Linked DNA regions of Homo sapiens: region 1 is linked to region 2. A link is an interaction called in ENCODE POLR2A ChIA-PET data of the cell type or tissue named here. Cell type or tissue: GM12878. All regions are shown on one strand. Links, peaks and the distances in the headings refer to the core of each region. The heading gives the core; the rest is flanking DNA. Region 1 overlaps TMEM192 (transmembrane protein 192). Region 2 has its middle 20 kb from the start of FAM218A.

Evidence for each region. ChIA-PET counts read pairs that join two places held together with the same protein. Peaks named below come from ENCODE experiments on the same cell type or tissue, not always from the same donor. Only the 100,000 strongest peaks of a DNase experiment are listed, where the experiment ranks them.
Region 1: POLR2A ChIA-PET joins it to region 2 with 10 read pairs; 3 of 35 experiments call an interaction of 5 or more read pairs at or near these places.

The regions. Positions count from the first base shown.
Region 1 is chr4:165,071,749-165,082,922 of GRCh38, reverse strand. TMEM192 (transmembrane protein 192) reads left to right here. Exons shown (of 6, transcript NM_001100389.2): 6 at 3,127-11,174. The coding sequence ends at 3,265. Among named protein-coding and RNA genes, the nearest start is that of TRIM75, 23 kb to the right of the region's middle. In GM12878, for the core only: no CTCF peak of the experiment used is centred there; no DNase peak of the experiment used is centred there.
Region 2 is chr4:164,930,989-164,942,162 of GRCh38, reverse strand. It overlaps the pseudogene LOC391710. Among named protein-coding and RNA genes, the nearest start is that of FAM218A, 20 kb to the left of the region's middle. RefSeq lists enhancers at 5,641-5,690, 5,731-6,040, 6,351-6,480. In GM12878, for the core only: CTCF peaks have their summits at 4,049, 4,388 (motif pointing left) and 6,588; DNase peaks (open chromatin) are centred at 4,373, 5,832, 6,092, 6,582 and 1 weaker place; H3K4me3 peaks cover 752 bases; H3K27ac peaks cover 2,715 bases.

The DNA of each region.
Region 1 (11,174 bases), core at 2,015-10,014, 140 kb before region 2:
CTCTACTGAGTATACAAAAATTAGCCGGGCGTGGTGGTGCGCACCTGTAATCCCAGCTACTCAGGAGGCTGAGGCAGGAGAATCGCTTGGACCCGGGAGGCAGAGGTTGCAGTGAGCCGAGATCACGCCATTGCACTCCAGCCTGGGCAACGAGAGTGAAACTTTGTTCCAAAAAAAAAAAAATTCAGTTTATATTCCTCTTTTACTTTTAAAATTTGTATGGAATGCTTCTTTGAAAATGCATCTCAGTTTGAAAATTTGAATCAACTTCCAATGAAAGAAGGTAAATCTAGCCACACGTTTATCCCTTCACCCTCCCCAGATCCTTCCAAAAGGATAGTGAAGGATTAAAAAAGACCAACCTACCCACACTAGCAGAAAAACTGGAGGAGAAAGGGACCATCGATGGTTGAGTGATTTCTGAAAATGTGTGGGCTACAGAATACAGATGAAGGAGCGGTAGACAATACCACAGGGCAGAGAGGCTACATTTAGAGGACACGGGGAGAAATAAAGCCAAGGAGGCAGCCACTCTTTTTGTGTAGCCCCAGAGAGACTTGGAACTCAGAAATGAACAGGATGCCCAGGAGTGGAACATAGGGCAGGGAACAGGGATGTTAATTGAAAGTCTACTGTATATAGACGATGTCCAGGTCTGGGTGTGGTGGCTTAGGCCTGTATTCCCAGCACGTTGGGAGGCTGAGGCGGGTGGATCACTTGAGGTCAGGAGTTTAAGACCAGCCTGGTCAACGTGCTGAAACCCCATCTCTACTAAAAATATAAAAATTAGCTGGGTGTGGTGGTGCACGCCTGTAGTCCCAGCTACTCGGGAGGGTGAGGCAGGAGAATCGCGGGAACCCTGGAGGCGGAGGTTGCTGTGAGCCGAGATCATGCCACTGCACTCCAGCCTGGGCAATGGAGTGAGACTCTGTGTTGAAAAAAAAAAAAAAAAAGAAGATGGTCAGTCATGGTGGCTCACGCCTGTAATCCCAGCACTATAGGAGGCCAAGGAGGGTGGATCACTTGAGGTCAGCAGTTTGAGACCAGCCTGGTCAACATGGTGAAACCCCGTCTCTACTAAAAATACAAAAATTAGCCGGGCATGGTGGTACATGCCTGTAATCCTAGAGGCTGAGGCAGAAGAATAGCTTGAACCGGGGAGGCAGAGGTTGCAGTGAGCCGAGATTGCGCCATTGCACTCCAGCCTGGGCCACAGAGCAAGACTCGGTCTCTGCCGGACACGGTGGCTCACGCCTGTAATCCCAGCACTTTGGGAGGCCGAGGCGGGTGGATCATGGGGTCAGGATATCGAGACCATCCTGGCTAATATGGTGAAACCCCATCTCTACTGAAAAATACAAAAAAAAAAAAATTAGCCGGGCGTGATGATGGGCGCTTATAGTCCCAGCTACTCAGGAGGCTGAGGCAGGAGAATGGCATGAACCCATGAGGCGGAGTTTGCAGTGAGCTGAGATCGCACCACTGTGCTCCAGCCTGGGCAACAGAGCAAGTTTCCGTCTCAAAAAAAAAAAAATAGAGACTCGGTCTCAAAAAAAAAAAAGTCAGTATATACAAGAGTTGACTCTACTCAGAGCATATCCCTTCTCAGTTCCATCAAGATAACTTGAAAACCTTTATATAAAGAGTATTTTTTCAGTGAATAGCCCAGCTCAGAAAAAAAAAAAAAGAGTGGGAGGTTCCTAGGTGGTTTATACATATTAAGTGCTAAATGTTTGTTGTTGTGTTAACCTCTGAAGACCAGAGAGTTTAGGTAACTTATTAAGTTCACACAGTCTGTGGGTGACAAAGTCAGGATTAGAATTCAGATAGTCTTTTTCCGAATATACTTATAAATAATAGCATATTCAAAGTTTTTTTCATGTTATGCTTATAAATAATGTGGTTATTGGCTGGGCGCGGTGGCTCACACCTGTAATCCCAGCACTTTGGGAAGCTGAGGCGGGCAGATCACCTGAGGTCAGGAGTTTGAAACCAGCCTGGCCAACATGGTAAAACCCTGTCTCTACTAAAAATACAAAAATTAGCTGGGCATGGTGGCAGGCGCCTGTAATCTCAGCTACTTGGGAGGCTGAGGCAGGAGAATCGCTTAAACCCAGGAGGTGCAGGTTGCAGTGAGCAGAGATCATGCCACTGCACTCCAGCCTGGGCAACAGAGCTAGACTCTGTCTCAAAAAATAATAATAATAGTAATGTGGTTACATAGCCCATTCCTGTAACCACATTATTTATAAGCATAACTATTTATTTCTAAGAATAAATCTTTTTTGTTCACATGGGACCATTCCCATGTGATATTTTTCATGCTGAATTTCTCACTTACCATCCCTTGAAATAGTTCCCTTTTAGCACATATAGAATATCTGAGTAAAACACATCCAATAACATTTTATTTCTTGAATAGGCAATTTTTAGTCAACATTAAAATTCATCTGGCATATTATTGTCATTATCATTATCATCATCACTATTCCTAGTACTAATATCTTAAATTAGTGGAAGGAAATTAAAAACACTTTATAGCTATTACTTCTGAGCAGTGAGACCGAAGTGGGTTGGGGCAGTAGTGTAGGAAGGAGTTAGATTTTTTTTGTTTGTTTTATATACTTATATAATATTTTTATTTGTGTCAGGTGCAAAAAGATACATTTTTGTGGTATGGGAGAAAAAAGGAGAAATGCAAAAATAAACAAATGCCATACATTTAAAAAATTGTTTCCCATGGTCAGAGTAGTCTATTTTAATCGTCATCTGATTATTGAATGAATTTTGCCTTTATTTATCTTTAAACGCCATTTAAGTTGATTACTTATACTCAATTATCTTACTCTAACAAATTAGGATCCTTCTTAAATAAAGCAATGATGGCCTTTTTTAAAACATAGAGGTGTGAAAGTTTATAGCATTTTAAATTTATTTCAAGAGTAGAAGTTACTAAAATGATTTATGAAAATAATCTTATTTGGCAATATTACCCTGGCTTCTGACATCTAAGAAAAGGTGGCAAATACAATATGCTTTACTAAAAACTAGTAGGTACTCATTTGCAAAGACACTAATGAGTATTGGTGAATATGTGTAACCCATTTATATCTTGATTACTTGCAGAACTATTTCAAGCCTAGAAGAAATTGTTGAAAAGCAAGGAGACACCATTGAATACCTGAAGCGACACAATGCGCTGCTGAGTAAGCGATTGTTGGCTCTCACTTCCTCAGACCTGGGCTGTCAGCCAAGTAGAACGTGAGAGGCTCACGGTCATGACAGCAATTGCAGAGGAACCCAGAGTAATTGAGACTGACTGACCACCTGACAAGCTGCCACGGGGAACTGCAGCTTTTGCTGAATAGCATTTTACAGTGTTTGTTGGAAACCTGAATTTGGTTCTGACTTCTGTGGCTGTTTAAAATATAGGGCTTGTGGGTCACTTGAAAAGTACCTGTAGAAGCCCGGATAACTTGAGGGGAATGTCTGTTTGTACTTTTGGAAATTATTTAACTGCTTGGTTTATCCTAGGATCAGAGGCTAAACAACTCCATAGTCAACACTTTTCCACCTGACATTAGAACCCTGTAATGATTTCATTATGGATAGGGGAAGTCTAACAAGACAATCGATTTTAAACAGGGTTTTAATCAAATAAGTTCTTCCCACTTTTAAGCTGATGAAAGAAGTCATTATTTCTTGTGAATATTTTTTCCTGGAGAGCCTTATCATGTATTTTATATGCTTATGTGGTGTTGGATGACATCATGGACCATATAGCTTTTATAGAGAATTTTTCTCACCATAGGACTGAGGTCTCACCAGGTGATCTACTATGCAAATTCCTACAGTTTTCTATTCTTAAGAAATAAGGGCTGGGCACGGCGGATCATGAGGTCAGGAAATTGAGACCATCCTGGCTAACACGGTGAAACCCTGTCTCTACTAAAAATACAAAAAAAATTAGCCGAGCATGGTGGCGGGCACCTGTAGTCCCAGCCACCTGGGAGGCTGAGGCAGGAGAATGGTGTGGACCCAGGAGGCGGAGCTTGCAGTGAGCCGAGATCACGCCACTGCACTCCAGCCTGGGCGACAGAGCGAGACTCCGTCTCAAAAAAACAAAAAAGAAAAAGAAAAGAAATAAGATATGATGATTGATTACTTGGACCAGTGTTAGACCGACCTGTGTTAGACGAACCTGTGTTGCCTATTATATTGGCAGCACCTTCCATTAGCAATAGCTGAAAAATTCAGAGAAGAATTTAGAACTTTCACTTTATTTTTGCCATTCTTCAAGAAGTTGCTGTATATTTCAGTCTGGTTATACCTTCAATTGATCAATAACTTCAATTATAGGAAAGGCATCTTCTATAATTTTAAATTACTGTAAAAAAAAGATACCTTTTAAAGCCTTGGATTATACTTAAAAATTGTAATGGAAGAAATGCATATTAAGTTATATGCAGATATTAAACATATCTGATTCTGAAGATAAAACTGAAGTATTTTTCAGAGCAAATGGCATTATTTCTCCATTTTTCCTAGTATGCCCCTTTAATTTGTCAGTTTGCTGTTAGCACTGTTATATGCTGCCTTAGAAAGACTTTTGGTTGAAGGCTGAATATGAGGGGAGGGGATATTTATGACTGTGTTAATCTTTTTTGATCATTAGCTGAATATTCAATATTTGATATGTAACCATATAGGGATGTGTTCGATATAACTATATAGGCAAGGGATATATTGATTTGGCCACATCTATTTGACTTATGGAGGGCAAATACCTGTTTCTTTTAGATACAGCCATTGCCGGGGCATTCTAAAAGTTTTCTACTAAGATAAAGATGATTGTGTATGGCTGGGAGCAGTTGCTCATGCCTGTAATCTTAGTACTTTGGGAGGCTGAGGCAGGAGGATCACTCAAGGCCAGGAGTTTGAGACCAGCCTGGGCAACAATGAGACACTGTCTCTCAAAAAAAAAAAAAAAAGATCGTGTGTCACCTGCACACAACATTCACAAACTAAAGCCAAATTGTATTTTTAAAATTTCCTTTCTCCCTTCCGTTTTTTTTTGTTTTTTGGGGGTTTTTTTTTTTGTTGTTGTTTTTGAGACAGAGTCTCACCCTGTCGCCCAGGCTGGAGTGCAATGGCGCCTTTCTTTCTTTCTTTTTTTTTCAGACGGAGTCTCGCTCTGTTGCCCAGGCTGGAGCGCAGTAGCATGATCTCGGCTCACTGCAACCTCCGCCTCCCGGGATTAAGAAATTCTCCTACCTCAGCCTGCTGAGTAGCTGGGATTACAGGCACATGCCACCATGCCTGGCTAATTTTTGTATTTTTAGTACAGGCGGGGTTTCACCATGCTGGCCAGGCTGGTCTCAAACTCCTGACCTTTTGATCCGCCCTCCTTGGCCTCCCAAAGTGTTGGGATTACAGGCATGAGCCACTGTGCCCGGCCTTCCTTTCTTTTTAATAAGTGTATGTATCTCAAAGCCATTGCCTTCTCTAGAAATCTGTTTCTCTGTTCTGGAAGAGCCTATAAACTTTGCCTTCAGTTGTTTTTCTTTTCAAAAGGGAACACCAGTGGTAGATGATTAACTCTTATTTATTTTTAAAATTTAATTTGGATCTATAGTCAGTATCTGAGATTTATAGGATGAACTTTGGTTTACAAGGAACAGTGTAGTTAAAAAGTTAGGGTGCCTATGTTCTTATGTAATCATCAACATGTTTGTTGTATAATCATCAACATTTTTCTGAATGCAATGATGAACATTTCAAACAATAAATGAAAATGAAACTAAGTATCAGAAGTAGCAAAACAGCTGATGCAGTGGCTTACGCCTGTAATCCCAGCACTTCGGGAGGCTGAGGCAGGTGGATCACCTGAGGTTAGGAGCTCAAGACCAGCCTGGCCAACATAGTAAAACCCCATCTTTACTAAAAATACAAAATAAGCCAGGCATGGTGGCACGCATCTGTAATCCCAGCTACTCAGGAGGCTGAGGCAGGAGAATCGCTTGAACACAGGAGGCAGAGGTTGCAGTGAGCTGAAATTGCACCACTGCATTCCAGCTTGGGCAACAGAGCTAGACTCGATCTCAAAAAAAAAAGAAGTAACAAAACAGAAAAATGAACAAAACAATTTAAATGTTAAACATTCTATTCACCAGGCTGGTAATTGTGCTAGCACTGAGGATACAAAAATTAAAGACTCTGGTTGGCAGCTTACATTCTAAAGAGAGCGAGGAATAGATTTCCAGACTCTGTGCTAAGTGCAGTAATGACAGTAGGCCCAACATGCTGTAGGAGCTCCACGTCAGGGGGTACCCTGGGGGCAGGAGGGTAGAGGGTTTTAAGAATGTCAGACAGAACAATGAGTAAAGTAGGAAGGCAAATAGCTACAAAATATCACAAGCACTGTGTATAGCTGGAACCAAAAGTGTGAGGCAGGACCTGGGTGGAGAGGTAGACAGGGTCAGAGCTTGGAGGGCCTTGATACTATGCTGGAAGACTGCACTTTATCTTGTTGATAATGGGATCCTCTGAAGCATTTCAAGCAAGGAAGTGACAATGTCAGTTTTAGTTTCAGCAGGATCAGATGGTAGTTCAATATGGAGGAAATATGTGTGGCAGAAAGATATGGCCCTGAACTAGGGCAGGTATAGTAAACCTTTTATTATAAGTATGTATGTGTATAGGTATATAGATAGATATAGGTATATATGTATGTATATGTATTCCAAATGACAACAGTATCATGACTTATTATAAAGTTAAAAGCTCATTTTTTAAAAAATGGCAATATGGAAAAATATAAAGCAAAACAATTATTTGAAATCTCACTACCAAGGGATTATACCAATGTACACTTTTTTTGTTTTGTTTTTTTTTTTAGTCTCATCTGTCTCCCAGGCTGGAGTGCAGTGGTGTGATCTGGGCTCACTGCAACCTCCTTCTACCGGGTTCAAGCAATTCTCCTGCCTCAGCCTCCCAAGTAGCTAGTACTACAGATGCATGCCACTATTTTTTAGTACAAAAATATTAAAAATTTGGGTCGGGTGTGGTAGCTTACGCCTGTAATACCAGCACTTTGGGAGGCCAAGGTGGGTGGATCACAAGGTCAGGAGTTAGAGACCAGCCTGGCCAAGATGGTGAAACCCCATCTCTACTAAGAATACAAATATCAGCCAGGTGTGGTGCAGGGTGCCTGTAATCCCAGCTACTCTGGAGGCTAAGGCAGGAGAATTGCTTGAACCCAGCAGGTGGAGGTTGCAGTGAGGCAAGATCACGCCACTGTACTCTAGCCTGGGCCACAGAGCAGGCTCCATCTCAAAAAAAAAAAAAAATACTAAAAATTTTGTATTTCGGCTGGGCACGGTGGCTCACACCTGTAATCTCAGCACTTTGGGAGGCCGAGGCGGACAGATCACGAGGTCAGCAGATCGAGGCCATCCTGGCCAGCATGGTGAAACCCTATCTCTACAAAAAATACAAAAATATTAGCAACATTAGCTGGGTGTGGTGGTGCGCGCCTGTAATCCCAGCTACTCAGGAGGCTGAGGCAGGAGAATTGCTTGAGCCTGGGAGGCAGAGATTGCAGTGAACCAAGATGGTGCCACTGCACTCCAGCCTGGCGACAGAGCAGAGCGAGACTCCATCACAAAAAAAAAAAAAGAAAGAAAAGAAAAAAAATTGTATTTCTAGTAGAGACGGGGATTCACCATGTTGGCCAGGCTGATCTTGAATTCCTTACCTCAGGTGATCCACCTGCTTTGGCCTCCCAAAATGCTGGGATTATAGGCATGAGCCAGCTCACCTGGTCTCCATACCCTTACCAATAGTGGGTGTTACCTTATTTAAGTCTTGACCCATCTGATGAGTGTGTCATTGTTTCAAATTGTATTTCTTTGGATACTAATGAAGTGTTAAACATTTTTTCCAAATTATATGGTCTTTTATAAATCTTTTATGACATGTATATTCAAGTCCTTTGCTTATTATTGTCCCAGGATATTCTTTTTCTTAACAACTAGAATCTTCTGGTTGGGCGTGGTGGCTCCCGCCTGTAATCCCAGCACTTTGGGAGGCCAAGGCAGGCAGATCACTTGAGGTCAGGAGTTCGAGACCAGCCTGACCAACATGGAGAAACCCCATTTCTACTAAAAATACAAAATTAAGGCTGGGCGCAGTGGCTCACACCGGTAATTCCAGCACTTTGGGAGGCCGAGGCAGGCGGATCATGAGGTCAGGAGTTCGAGACCAGCCTGACCAACATGGAGAAACCCCGTCTCTACTAAAAATACAAAATAGCCAGGTGCAGTGAAGTGCACCTGTAATCCCAGCTACTCAGGAGGCTGAGGCAGGAGAATTGCTTGAACCCGGGAGGTGGAGGTTGCAGTGAGCCGAGATCGCACCACTGCACTCCAGCCTGGGTGACAGAGCGAGACTCTGTCTCAATAAATAAATAAATAAATAAATAAATCTTGAATACAAAACTCACATCTGGTAAACTCTTGAGTTCTTGAAGAATCAAACTTTGAATATGTGACAATCACAAATTTGAGATCTCAAAACATTCTCTAGGTTTCCTAAGGAAAATTGTTTCATTCGCAAACCAGGGAAGCCTATCTCTAATTCTTCTCCCTTCCTCTCTATCCAGTCTCACCTTTCACTCTACTACTCTACTGAAACTGTTCTTGGCAAGGTCACCAATAGCTTCCTTCCACATTGCTTAAATTGGAGATGAATGCATACGTCTCCTCTTTTAACTTATCAGCAACACTTGGCTCAGTTGATTGAGGGGGGGTCTGCCCCTCCACACCTGTGGGTATTTCTCGTCAGGTGGGACGAGAGACTGAGAAAAGAAATAAGACACAGAGACAAAGTATAAAGAAAGAACAGTGGGCCCAGGGGACCAGCACACCCAGCATGCGAGGACCTGCACCGGCGCCGGTCTCTTGAGTTCTGTTAGTATTTATTGATCATTATTTTTAATATCTTGACGAGGGGAGTGTAGCGGGGCAACAGGTGGGGAGAAGGTCAGCAGGGAAACGTGAGCAAAGGAATCTGTATCATGAATAAGTTCAAGGAAAGGTACTGTGTCCGGATGTGCATGTAGGCTAGATTTACGTTTCTCTTTACACAAACATTTCAGTGTAGCAAAGAGTAACAGAGCAGTATTGCTGCCAGCATATCTCGCCTCCAGCCACAGGGCAGTTTTCTCCTATCTCAGAATAGAACGAATGGGAATGGTCAGCTTTACACCGAGACATTCCATTCCCAGGGACGAGCAGGAGACAGAAGCCTTCCTCTTATCTCAACTGCAAAGAGGCCTCCCTCTTTCACTACTCCTCCTCAGCACAGACCCTTTACAGGTGTCGGGCTGGGGGATGGTAAGGCCTTTCCTTTCCCACGAGGCCGTATCTCAGGCTGTCTCAGTGGGAGGAAACCTTGGACAATACCCAGGCTTTCTTGGGCAGAGGTCCCTGCGGCTTTCCGCAGTGCATTGTGTCCCTGGTTAATCGAGAATGGAGAAAGGCGATGACTTTTACCAAGCATACCACCTGCAAACATATTGTTAACAAGGCACATCCTGCACAGCCCTAAATCCATTAAACTGATCCAATACAGCACATGTTTCTGTGAGCACAGGGTTGGGGCTAAAGTTATAGGTTAACAGCATCTCAAAGCAGAAACAATTTTTCTTAGTACAGATCAAAATGGAGTTTCTTATGTCTTCTTTTTCTACATAGACACAGTAACAATCTGATCTCTCTCTTTTCCCCACAGTTGATCACTTCCTCCTTGACTCTTTATTTCAGCTTGGCTTCCAGGACACTACATTCTCCTCATTTTCTTCTACTTCACTAGCTTCTTCTTTTGTCTGCTTTGCAAGTTGCTTTTTGTTGGTATTCTCCAGGGCTCAACCCCTGGGCCTCTTGGCTTCTCCATCAGCGTTCACTCTCTTGGTGGTCTCACACAATCTCATGACTTTGATAGAATTTATGAGCTGATAATTTCCAAATGTGAATCTTCAGCCAGGCCTTCCTCCCTGAACTCCAGACTTATGTGTCCAACTGCCCCTTCTAGATCACTACTTGGGTATATAAAAAAACACCTCAAACAGAACATGTCCCCAGCTGAGCTATCTGCCACAGTCTCTTCCACCCCTGTAATGGCAGCTCCTCTTTCTCTCAAACCCTATAGACAGTTAATCAGCAAATCCTGCTGGCTTTTCCTTTAAAACATACCCAGAGTCCAACCAATTCTTGGCACCCCCAATGCTACTTCCCCAGCCACTATAATCTTCACCTGGACTATTATAATAGTCTTTCGGTTTTTTGGTTTTGTTTTTTTTTTTTGGGGGAGGGAGTCTCGCTCTGTTGCCCAGGCTGGAGTGCAGTGGCGCGATCTGGGCTCACTGCAACCTCCGCCTCCCAGGTTCAAGTGATTCTCTTGCTTCAGCCTCCTGAGTAGCTGGGATTACCGGCACATACCACCACACCCAGCTAATTTTTTTATATTTTTAGTAGAAAGGGGGTTTCACCATGTTAGCCAGGCTGGTCTTGAACTCCGGACCTCAGGTCATCCACCCGCCTTGGCCTCCCAAAGTGCTGCAATTACAGGCATGAGTCACTGTGCCTGGCCCTATTATAATAGTGTTTTTCTTTTTCTTTTTCTTTCTTTCTTTTTTCTTGAGATGGAGTCTCACTCGTGTCGCACAGGCTGGAGTGCAGTGGCGCAGTCTCGGCTCACTACAACCTCCGCTGCCCAGGTTCAAGCAATTCTCCTTCCTCAGCCTCCTGAGTAGCTGGGATTATAGGTGTGCTTTTTTTATTTTTAGTAGAGACGAGGTTTCACCATGCTGACTAGGCTGGTCTGGAACTCCTGACCTCATGATCCTCCCTCCTTGGCCTCCCAAAGTACTGGGATTACAGGCATGAGCCACCACACCTGGCCTATAAGAGTCTTTTAAGTGATCTTTCTGCTTCTCACTACCTCTCCACCCTGACCCCCCAGCCCCATGCACACACACAAAAAGCAGCCAACAATATCCTTCTAAAACACTACTCTGATGGTTCCCTTTTTCATTCAGTAAAAGCCAAAGCCTGGACAGTGGCCTTCAGGGACCTAGAAAATCTCCACTTCCCACCCCACCCCACCTCCTCTCT
Region 2 (11,174 bases), core at 1,173-9,172:
TTCTTGTAAATTTGTTTAAGTTCCTCATAGATTCTGGATATTAGACCTTTGTCAGTGGGTAGATTGCAGAAATTTTCTCCCATTCTGTAGGTCATCTGTTCGCTCTGATAATAGTTTTTGTTGTTGTTGTTTATTCTGTGCAGAAGCTCTTTAGTTTAATTAGATCCCATTTGTCAATTTTGGCTTTTGTTGCAATTGCTTTTGGCATTTTTGTCATGAAGTCTTTGTCCGTGCCTATGTTCTGAATGTTATTGCTTAGGTTTTTTTTTTTTTTAAGGGTTTTTATAGTTTGGGGTGTCACATTTAAGCCTTTAACCCATCTTGAGTTAATTTTTGTATAAGGTATAAGAAAGGGGTCCAGTTTCAGTTTTCTGCATATGGTTAGCCAGTTTTCCCAGCACCATTTATTTTTATTTTTATTTTTGAGATGGAGTTTCACTCTTGTTGCTGAGACTGGAGTGCAGTGGCACGATCTCGGCTCACTGCAAACTTCATCTCCCAGTTTCAAGCGATTCTCCTGCCTCAGCCTCCCAAGTACCTGGGACTACAGGCACGCACCCCCATGCCTGGCTAATTTTTGTATTTTTAGTAGAGACGGAATTTCACCGTGTTGGCCAGGCTGGTCTCGAACTCCTGACCTCAGGTGATCCACCCACCTTGGCCTCCCAAAGTACTGGGATTACAGGCATGAGCCACTGTGCCCAGCCACCATTTATTAAATAGAGGATCCTTTTCCCGTTGCTTGTTTTTGTCAGGTTTGTCAAAGATCAGATGGTTGTAGATTTGTGGTATTATTTCTGAGGTCTCTGTCCTGTTCCATTGGTCTATATGTCTGTTTTGGTACCAGTACCGTGCTATTTTGATTACTGTAGGCCTCCTGGGTTCAAGCGATCCTCCTGCTTCAGCCTCCCAAGTAGATGGGATTACAGGCGCCCACCACCATGTCCAGCTAATTTTTGTATTTTTAGTAGACTGGGTTTCACCATGTTGGCCAGGCTGGCCTCAAGCTTCTGACTTCAGGTGATCCACTCACCTCGGCCTGCCAAAGTGCTGGCATTAGAGGCGTGAGCCACCATGCCCTGCCCACAAGGGATTTTAGAGCTTTGAGATGTAGCAGAAGTGAAAGATGAGGCTCAGAAAAGAGAGTAAGAGAGAAGAGGGTCTGGCTTGAAGACAGTGACACAGAGACAATAAGGCTCAGCTTTTTATTTCATTTCATTTCATTTTAGACAGAATCTTGCTCTGTTGCCTAGGCTAGAGTCCAGTGGCACACGAACTGCTCATTTCTGCCTCAACCTCACAGGGTCAATTGATCCTCCTACCAGAGCCTCCCCAGTAGCTTGGACCACAGGTGTGTGCCACTATGCCTGGCTACTTTTTGCATTATTTTCATAGAGATAGCATGTCACCATGTTGTCCAGGCTGTCAGCCTTTTCAATAATGTTTTCTACTTGAGAACATCTAAAGTGTATAGAATAGTAGCAAAATTAGTACAACAAACCCTGTGTATCCACTTACAGATTTATATCCTTATCCCTATACTTTGCAATACTTTGAAGCAAACACAGGATCACATATAATCTTATGGGTAAATACTGCACTATGAATGTCTAAAATATAGAGCCTCTTTTAAATAGTAAGCTCATAATATCATTATCAGAAATCATAACTAGTGAATACTTATGAGATTTCTTCTAGTTCAATGGACTTTATTTTTAGAAGTGTTTATGTAGAAGTAAGGAAAATTATTAGGCAGTTATTTTCATTGATATACATGCTCTTCAGTGCTTTAGTATCTTATTCTTTTTTCTCCTTTTGTAGTTGAAGAAACTGCCTTACTGTTCTGTTGAAAGTCTCACAGTCTGGAGTATTTTACATGGTCATTAGTTCCCATCACCTCTTGTAATTGTGGCCCTTCCTGAGAAACACGACAAAAGAGCGTAGCTTGAATTTGAGTAAAGGAGGATCCAGGGTCACGGGATCAGCCAGTGCCCTGGGACCTGCCTCCCCCTGGAGCTGCTTCTGGAGCCAAAGGGAAAGAAGCAGACACAAGCTTGTGAAGTGCTTGCAGGAGACAGAACGCTGAGGAGGCACCAGCTTCTCACTTTCCCTCCTTCCTGGAGAATCACACCTTCTGCAGGGAGTCTCCCCACACAGATCCCTCCCTGCACCATGGCCTTTGCAGCCTCTCTGGCTGAGCTCCAAGCAGAGGCCAGCTGCCCCATGTGCCTGGATTACATGAAGGACCCAGTCACCACTCACTGTGGGCACAACTTCTGTCGCTCCTGCATCCACCAGTGCTGGGAAGACTTACAGGATGTCCTCCCCTGTCCTGTCTGCCTCCGTCACTGCCCTGATGAGAACCTCAGGAGCAAACACCCAGTTGCGCCACATGACTGATATGGTTCAGCAGCTTCTCACCGTGACGAGCAAGAGGGAATGGCAGGAAGAGGAGCCCCTCTGTGAGAAGCACAGTCAGGGTCTAGTCCTGCTCTGTGAGAAGGACCTGGAGCTATTGTGTCCCCAGTGCAAGGTCTCCTCTGACCATCAGGATCATCCCTTGTTGCCCATTGAGCAAGCTGCAGCTACACACAGAAGGAAGCTCAAAAGCTACATTAAGCCACTAAAGAAGGAAACTGAACATGCCAAGATGCGGTGTGAAGTCCCAATTTTGAGATCACTTAATGTGAAAAGGAAGATGGCAACATGGAGGAAGGAATTACAATTTGAATTTAAAGAAATTAAGTCTTTCTTGGTAAAGGAACGAGCTGTAATTCATGCCAGGCTACTTATTGAAGAGAAGGATGCTAAAGAAAAACTCACTGAAAACCAAAGACAAATTTCAGGCCACTTATCCACACTACAGAATCTGTTTTTTTTTTTTTTTTTTTTTTTGAGACGGAGTCTCGCTATGTCGCCCAGGCTGGAGTGCAGTGGCTCAATCTTGGCTCACTGCAAGCTCCGCCTCCAGGGTTCACGCCATTCTCCTGCCTCAGCCTCCCGAGTAGCTGGGACTATAGGCGCCCGCCACCCTGCCCGGCTAATTTTTGGTATTTTTAGTAGAGACGGGGTTTCACTGTGTTAGCCAGGCTGGTCTCGATCTCCTGACCTCATGATCTGCCCGCCTCTGCCTCCCAAAGTGCTTGGATTACAGGCGTGAGCCACCGCGCCCAGCCTACAGAATCTCTTAAATGAAGTAACAGAGAAGAGTTTTCAGGCAGACCTGGATATGCTGACAGGTATTGAGAACAGCTACAACACATATGACCACCTGAAAACCCCTGCAGTCTTCTCATAGGAATCAAGGAAGGAGAGTTTGAGTCTCTCTCCACCTTATTTTGGCCTGAAAAAAATGATGAGCCCATTTCAGGAAGATTTGACACTAGATCCAGAAACAGCCCACCCTAGTCTTATTATCTCAAGAGACAGAAAGTGTGATATTTAGAATGATGAACCCACACTTTACTGATAATCTTCAGTCATTTAGTTTTTACCCAGCTGTCTGAAGCTGTGAGGGATTTGATGCTGGGAGACACTTTTGGCAAGTAGAAGTGAGAGCAAAGGTACATGGTTCCTTGGTGTGTGTAAAGAAATGTTTCCCAGAGATGGTCTTACATCACCAACTCCACAGATGGGGTGCTGGCAAATTCAGCCATTCCGTAGTTCATGCAGTACAAGGAACACAGAAGTCCTGCAAGTTGGCATTTTTCTGGACTATGAGTTGGGAGAAGTTTCCTTTTATAATTTAAATACCAGATCATATGTGTATACTTTCACTGGTAAGTTTACAGAAAAGCTTATGCCTTATTTCTCTATTGCACCTTCTTCACAAGCTGTTACAATCACATTGTCATAGACCAATGATGAACTACTTAGAGCACCCTTTGTATGTAGCTATATTTTCTTCCTGTGTTCTTGGAGGGCATTTGTAATAAAAGTTCTGATTCCATGTTTATGTTTGACTGCTGATATTATTGGGGGACTCACTCTTCTCTCTTCCCTTCTGCCCTCCCTGGACAAGCTGATGAGAAAGCCTGGGTGCTCCCTCTGTTGGTGTAGGTGGGAGGTTCAGACCTAGCAAGCCTCTGGTAGTGCAGGACCCTTTCAGCAGCCCCACCCATGACCACCATCACAACCCCAAACCAGTCTCCTTTCCCTGCTTTCTCAAGTCACTTTTGCATCAACTCTGTAGACACCCTTCTCTCCTCATAAACCTCATTACAGGAGTAGGAGTCCATTTCATACAATCTTGGATTGTGTGGCATCAGCAGTCTCAACACTGAACCAGTTGTCAGGGAGGGTGCAAACTGACCCCTTCAATGCAAACTATCTATGCAAACTGACCCCTTCAAAGGCCATTGTGAGCAGGATTATCCAGATGTTGGCTGCCACCTTCAGGGAATTGCTGTTCTAGCTTTGCTTTGCTCACTGGCTCTGTGCCACATGATGAGCCTGCACTTTCAGCTCAGCTGCTTTGTGCTGCTTTTACTGAGTTTGGCTGAGACTCTTTGAGAGAATTCTCTGACCTAGGTCAGTAATTTAGATAATATTTTGTTAGTTAAGTATAGGAACATGGACTCAGGTCCCTTTTACTGTCTCCTTGAGTGGTGCATCTCCGTCCAGACATATTGCTGTGTCTTTTATAATTTAAAAAACAGATCCTCTGTGTATAATTCCACTGATAAGTTTACAGAAAAGTTTATGCCTTATTTCTCTATTGAACCTTCTTCACAAGCTGTTACAATCAGTATTGTCCTAGACAATAATCACGTTAAATTATTATGTATTGTCAAAGCATAATCACATTAAAAGGAATAACCCCTAAAATGTATTGAATGTCTCCAAAAAAAAAAAAAAAAGAATAAAAAACAATGGACATGAACGTCAGAGAGACAGGGAATAAAAAGAAAAATAAAACCAAATCACAGATTCAAGGAGAGGAACAACAACAAAAACTGCAACAGAAATTCCTAATTTGCAATTACCAGTTGAATATGCAAAATTCACCAAAAGAATCTGTACAACACAAAAGCTTAAAAGGTGCTAATTGACTTTTCTGTTTCTGTAACCTGGATGGTGACTGAACTTCAACATCTGTTGAAATGCATCAATTGGAAAACCTTCGCAGACTTAATCCTTTGCCTCCAATTAGGTAACCAGGGATCCCTCTGATTTTAAATGAAGAGCCCTCTATTACCTTAGTGACATTACTAATCATAAAATGAAGGTAAAAGAGGTATCCCTTATCTTAACTATAAGAATCACTGCCTTTCCTAAATTTTCCATGGTGTGTTTCTAGATTCTAACATAAGCTGTGACTGATGTAAGTTCAGGGGGAACTCTAATTTGTGACCAATTGTTCGTGTGTCTCACCTCCAAACTGGTGCCTGTTCTATAGAGCACATAGGGGAAAAATTGTATCCTGTGCCATATACGGGCTCATTTGGTGGTCACTTGTGTGAAGCAAGAAGTCACTATTTGGAGATTGAGCATTAGTTGAAAATTACAATTACTTATGTTAATCCATTTTGTTCTGATTTGAGAGAATGCCTGAGATTTGGTAATCTATAAAGAAGAGAAATTAATTTCTCACCGTTCTGGAAGTTGGGAAGCTCAAGATCAAGGCAGTGACAGGTTTGGTGTCAGGTGAGTGCCTGGTCTCTGCTTCCAAGATGGTGCCTTCAATGCTGCAGCCTCTGGAGGGAGAAACGCTGTTCCTGACATGGCTAAAGAGCAGAGGTGGAGCTGCTGAGTGCAGTGGCTCATGCCTGTAATCTCAGCACTTTGGGAGGCCTAGGCAGGCAGATCACTTGAGGCCAGGAGTTGAAGACCAGCTTGGCCAAAATGGCAATTAGGGAAGAGAGAGACCCTCTCATATTGTTTTATATTGTTTTATACTCAGTACCTGTTTTAAGAAAAAACAACAAGGAAGTAAAACCAAAGACAGGCAACCCGAGGCCAGGCCCAAAACCAGGCCTGGGCCTGCCTGGCCTAAACCCAGTAGTTAAAAATCAACTCATAACTTAGAAACTGATGTTATTTATAGATTCCAGACATTGTATAGAAGAACGTTGTGAAACTCCCTGCCCTGTTCTGGTTCTCTCTGACCACCGGTGCATGCAGCCCCTGTCACGTACTGCCTTGCTTGCTCAAATCAATCACGACCCTTTCATGTGAAATCTTTAGTGTGGTGAGCCCTTAAAAGGGATAGAAATTGGGCATTTGGGGAGCTCGGATTTTAAGGCAGTAGCTTGCTGATGCTCCCAGCTGAATAAAGCCCTTCCTTCTACAACTCGGTGTCTGAGAGGTTTTGTCTGTGGCTCGTCCTGCTACAGCAAAACCCTATCTCGACTAAAAGTACAAAACTTAGCTGGGCATGATGGCATGCAGCTGTAGTCTCACCTACTCGGGAGGCTGAAGTGGGAGGATCATTTGAACTCCAGAGGCAGAGATGGCAGAGCCAAGATTGTGTCATTGCACTCCAGCCTGGGTGACAGAGCAAGACTCCATCTCAAAGAAAAGAAAAAGAGAGCAGAGTGGGTGTATATACCCTGGAAAGCTCTTTTTTAGCATGGCATGAATCCATGAGGGGGAGCCCTTGAGACCTAAACCCCTCTCATTAGGTTCCACCTCTCAGTGGAATCACATGGGTGATTGTTTATAATACAAGAGGTTTGTGGAGACAAACATTTAAACAATAGCTATTGAGGCTCACACTCATAAGAGCAGATGGCTAATTAGGACCCTAGAAATATCTTTGCTTTCTGCTGCTGTCTAGGCCTTTGTTACAACAAAGATTCTGATCTTCAGAATTATAGGGAGATAGCTGGGAACAGTATCTCACACCTGTAATGATCGCTTGAGCTCAGGAGCTTGACAACAGCCTGGGCAACATAATGTGACTTTGTTTCAAAAAAAAAAAAAAAAAAAAAAGAGAAAGAAAGAAAAGAAAAAGAAAAAGAAAAAGAATTATGGGGAGAAACCAGTGACCCCTGTGGCTCACCGAAGTGGTCAATTTCAACCAAACTTACAACCAGGGTTCCTAAACTCTGTAACCCTCCAGTGCCCATAGAACTGTGATGGTACTAATAGAAGGTTTTCTGGAGTCAGAAACTTCAAAACATAATAACATGAAAAGGAACAGCCCCTAAAGTATATTGCACGTTTACCAAAAAAAAAAAAGAATAAAAAACAATAGACATGAAAAGTCAGGGAGATGGGGAAGAAAGAGAAAGAAAAATAACACCAAATTCTAGATTCAAGGAGAGGACAAAAAAAAAAGCACCAAAACAAAACAAAACAAAAAAACTGGAGGAAGCTTCCTAATTTGCAATTTCAAGTTGAAAATGCAAAATTTACCAAAAGAATCTAAACAACACAAAAGATTAAAAGGTACTGGTTGACTTTTCTGTCTCTGTAACCTAGATGATGATTGAACCTAAGCATCTGTTGAAATGCATCATTGGAAAACCTTTATAGACTTTATTATTTCCCTCTAATTAGTTTACCAGGGATCCCTCTGATTTTAAATGAAGAATCCTCTATTACCTTAGTGATGTTACTGAACATAAAATGGAGGCAAAGAGGTATTCTTTACCTTAACTATGAGAATCACTGGCTTCCCTAAATTTTCCAGGGTGAGAACACACACTGGGATGAAATATTAAAGAGAAAAGAGAAATACAATAAGTAATAAATACAAAATTAAATTACGTCTTCTGCATTTTCAAATTAGCTTTACAAAATGGGATCCATGGATGTTCCTGACCCCAGTGAGAAAAGATAATATGATTAAATATTAGTTAAAATAGATACTCAAGATTTGAAACCCATGATGCAAGACCTAGGCGTGATTATCTCACCGTTTCTGGGTTCAACCCCAATTTTGTGTGTTCTTATACTTTGAAAGAAGTATGACATCTCAGAGGGAACTGATGACAGCTTTAATGGGATGATCTCTCCCAATGTTATTGACATGACTTACTCCATCCAATCAGGAAATGGTAAATAACTGGCTGCTACAGATTTGACTAGGTTTTTTCAGGCTTATTTCGACAGCTTCCTGGCCATGCTTTCCCTTTGCCTCAAAGGAATGTTATGCATCTCTACCCACCAATCATGGTAATTTGAAAAAATTAGCTGGGCATGGTGACGTGTGCCTGCAATCCTGGCTATTTGGAAGGTTGAGGCTGGAGGATCCCTTGAGCTCAGGCGTTCCAGGTTACAGTGAACCATGACTGCCCACTGCACTACACGGTGACAGAGCAACATCCTGAGTCCAAAAAAATATATGAAATTAAAAAACCCAGCCCGCCAGGCTCGGTAGCTCATGCTTGTAATCCCAGCACTTTGGGAGGCCAAGGTGGGCAGATCACCTGAGGTCGGGAGTTCGAGACCAGCCTGGCCAACACGGTGAAACCGCGTCTCTACTAAAAATACAAAAATTAGCTGGGCGTGGTGCCGGGCGCCTGTAATCTCAGCTACTCCGGAAGCAGAGGCAGAAGAATGGCTTGAACCCGGGAGGCAGAGGTTACAGCGAGTGGAGATCTTGCTATTCCACTCCAGCCTGGGGTACAAGAGCGAAACTCCATCTCTCCATCTCAAATGAACAAACAAACACAACCCAGCCCTTGCCCTTATGTTCCACCCAGCACATGATGTGTCACTTCCGCAGTTCCCACCCCACCATGACCATCCTGCACGAACCCGGTAACCTGGCAGAGCTCAGGTTCTGAGATCTTCACTTTCGACCTCTCCCGGAGCCCACAGAGGGCCCAGCCTCACCCCAGCGCCTCTCATGGGCACCGAATGTGGAGCCGCAGAGTCCTCCACCCTCCAGGGGCGAGTGCCAGCTGCCAGTCAAGGAACTGAACCCTGCTAAAGAGGCTTCTCTTTCCCTGCTCACTTCATCTTCTGCCAGATTCCGATGGCTGAAGAGGGTGTGCCGGCGCCCCTGCCTCTGCAGGACACCCCCATCTCTGCGCCCCCGTCCTCAAGCCCTTAATCTGACTTGGGAGCCCTGGGACTCTGCGCTGGACCTCAGAACTTTTTTCCAGCACCACCAGGCCGACTTCTAACCCTGACTCCCGCAATCCCCCAAAAAGAATCAGAAAAACCAAAGAAAACACCGGGCGTATCTGGTGCTGGAGAGCGTATTTCAAACTGGGACTTCCCAGGGAACTCAGACTCAGAACATTACAGCAGAAAGGCCAGCTGGTGCTTGTGGGGAGACCGAATAACAGAAGACTGAGGCACAGACACCGCAGGGCTACGCCCGGTGGGAAAAACCCGGAGAGCGTCATTAATTTATTTCTCATTGCTCCTAATTAATATTTACTTGTATTCCCATATGTCCACCTAGGTGATGGAGGAGTGTGCGTAATATTTGTTTTAACTTATACAAGGGTGTGAGATGTCCCCCCTGCTATAAATGGAGACCTCTCAGTATTTGAGTTTTGTGGGACTGGTGGAGGGGGGACACTTGGAACTACAGCAGAGTAGGAGAAGAAAAGGGGAGGACTCCAGTTAGGGAGGCCTTCCTGGCTGGAATCAAGTCTGGTGGTGGTGAGGCAGGAAAATAGAGTCTGGAGGCAGAGAACATAAGGCCAATTCACACTTCAGCTATAACAGGAAATATCCTCTCCACAAGGCATAGGCTGTAAATGACTTTGTCATTTTACTTCATTCCCTCCATTTACATAGGGTGTACCCCCAAGTAACCAATGGAATCCTCTAGGGGCTATTTAAACTCCCAACAATTCTGTTAACGGGGCCTTTGAGCCCCTATGCTCAGGCCTGCTCCCACACTGCAGAGGGTACTTTCATTTTCAAGAAAACCCTTCCTTCCTTCCTTCCTTGCTTTGTTTGTGCACTTTGTCCAATTCTTCATTCAAGAAGGCAAGAACCTGGACACCCTCCACCGTTAACAGTGGGTTGTAGGTCTAGGGATGATGTTCCATCCTCCAGCATCTCAGCTCTGTCCACTGTATGAGGCATCTGCGGACCTCAGGAATGATCTTCTGGATCTTCTGGAATTTGCCCTTTATGGGAGCAGCTGCAGGGTTAGGGGTTGGAGGGCTGTCACCTGGCAGCTGTCAAGATCGCCTGGTATGTTCTGTGAATACAAATAAACTTGAAATGCTGTACAAAAATTAAAAAATAAATAAAATAAACCAAAAATACAACTGGGGACATTTCAAGGGACTTGAGGAGCTCCACAAAAGGAAAAGGAACAAAGACCAAATGTATTTCTTATATCCCACACAGAGACTGACAACATATCAGATTCACCACAGGGACTTATTTAAACTACATGCCCATGTTCCCCCAAAGCAAAGTTCTGATACATTCCTCCCGGGTGAGCTGGCTACAATAGGAGCTTTGACGCTGCTCATAGCCCCATTCTCTCTACCACAACTACAGAGCTACCACCTCCAGAAGGAGCAGGGAGGAGCCAGTGAGTTTTTTCCTGGGAGGCTGTCTGCTGCATGAGACTGCCCAGTTGGAGAGCTGCCTGAGAGTGTGAGAATCCAGAAAACACAGTTGAGGACTCTAGAAATAAGCCTCTTAGGGGGCAGACAATATTACAACAGGCTCTTGCAGAAAGAGCCTGGCAAGATTTCTTAGTACAGGGGTCCCCAAACCCTGGCCGCAGACTGGGACCTGATGGTGGCCTGTTAAGAGCTGGGCTACACAGCAGGAGGTGAGCCTAGAGAGTGAGCATTACCACCAGAGCTCCACCTCCTGTAAGATCAGCAATGGTATTAGATTCTCATAGGAGCTCCAACCCTGTTTTGTTTTTTTGGTTTTCTTTTCTTTTCATTGTTTATTTAGTTCTTTGTCTTCAATTGGTTGATCTAAGTTAAAAGGAAGCTTTTAAATTGTAGAGTATTTCATACATCCATAAGAGTAGAGAGAACAGTATGAAGAACCTACGCATAAAAAGAAACCAATTTCTATCATTTGAATTAACAATCTTTGTAACCCCACCAGCTTCTCCTGCCAATGGAGCAAATTCCCAGACATCGTACAATTTCATCTGTATATTTCATCTGTACATTATATTTCATCTTATAATTTCATTATTTATTTCCTAAAATACAATATTTCAATTATAGTGTTACTGTGACTTTTAATAAGCTCTACAGTGTGAATTATAACCACATTTTTCTCCC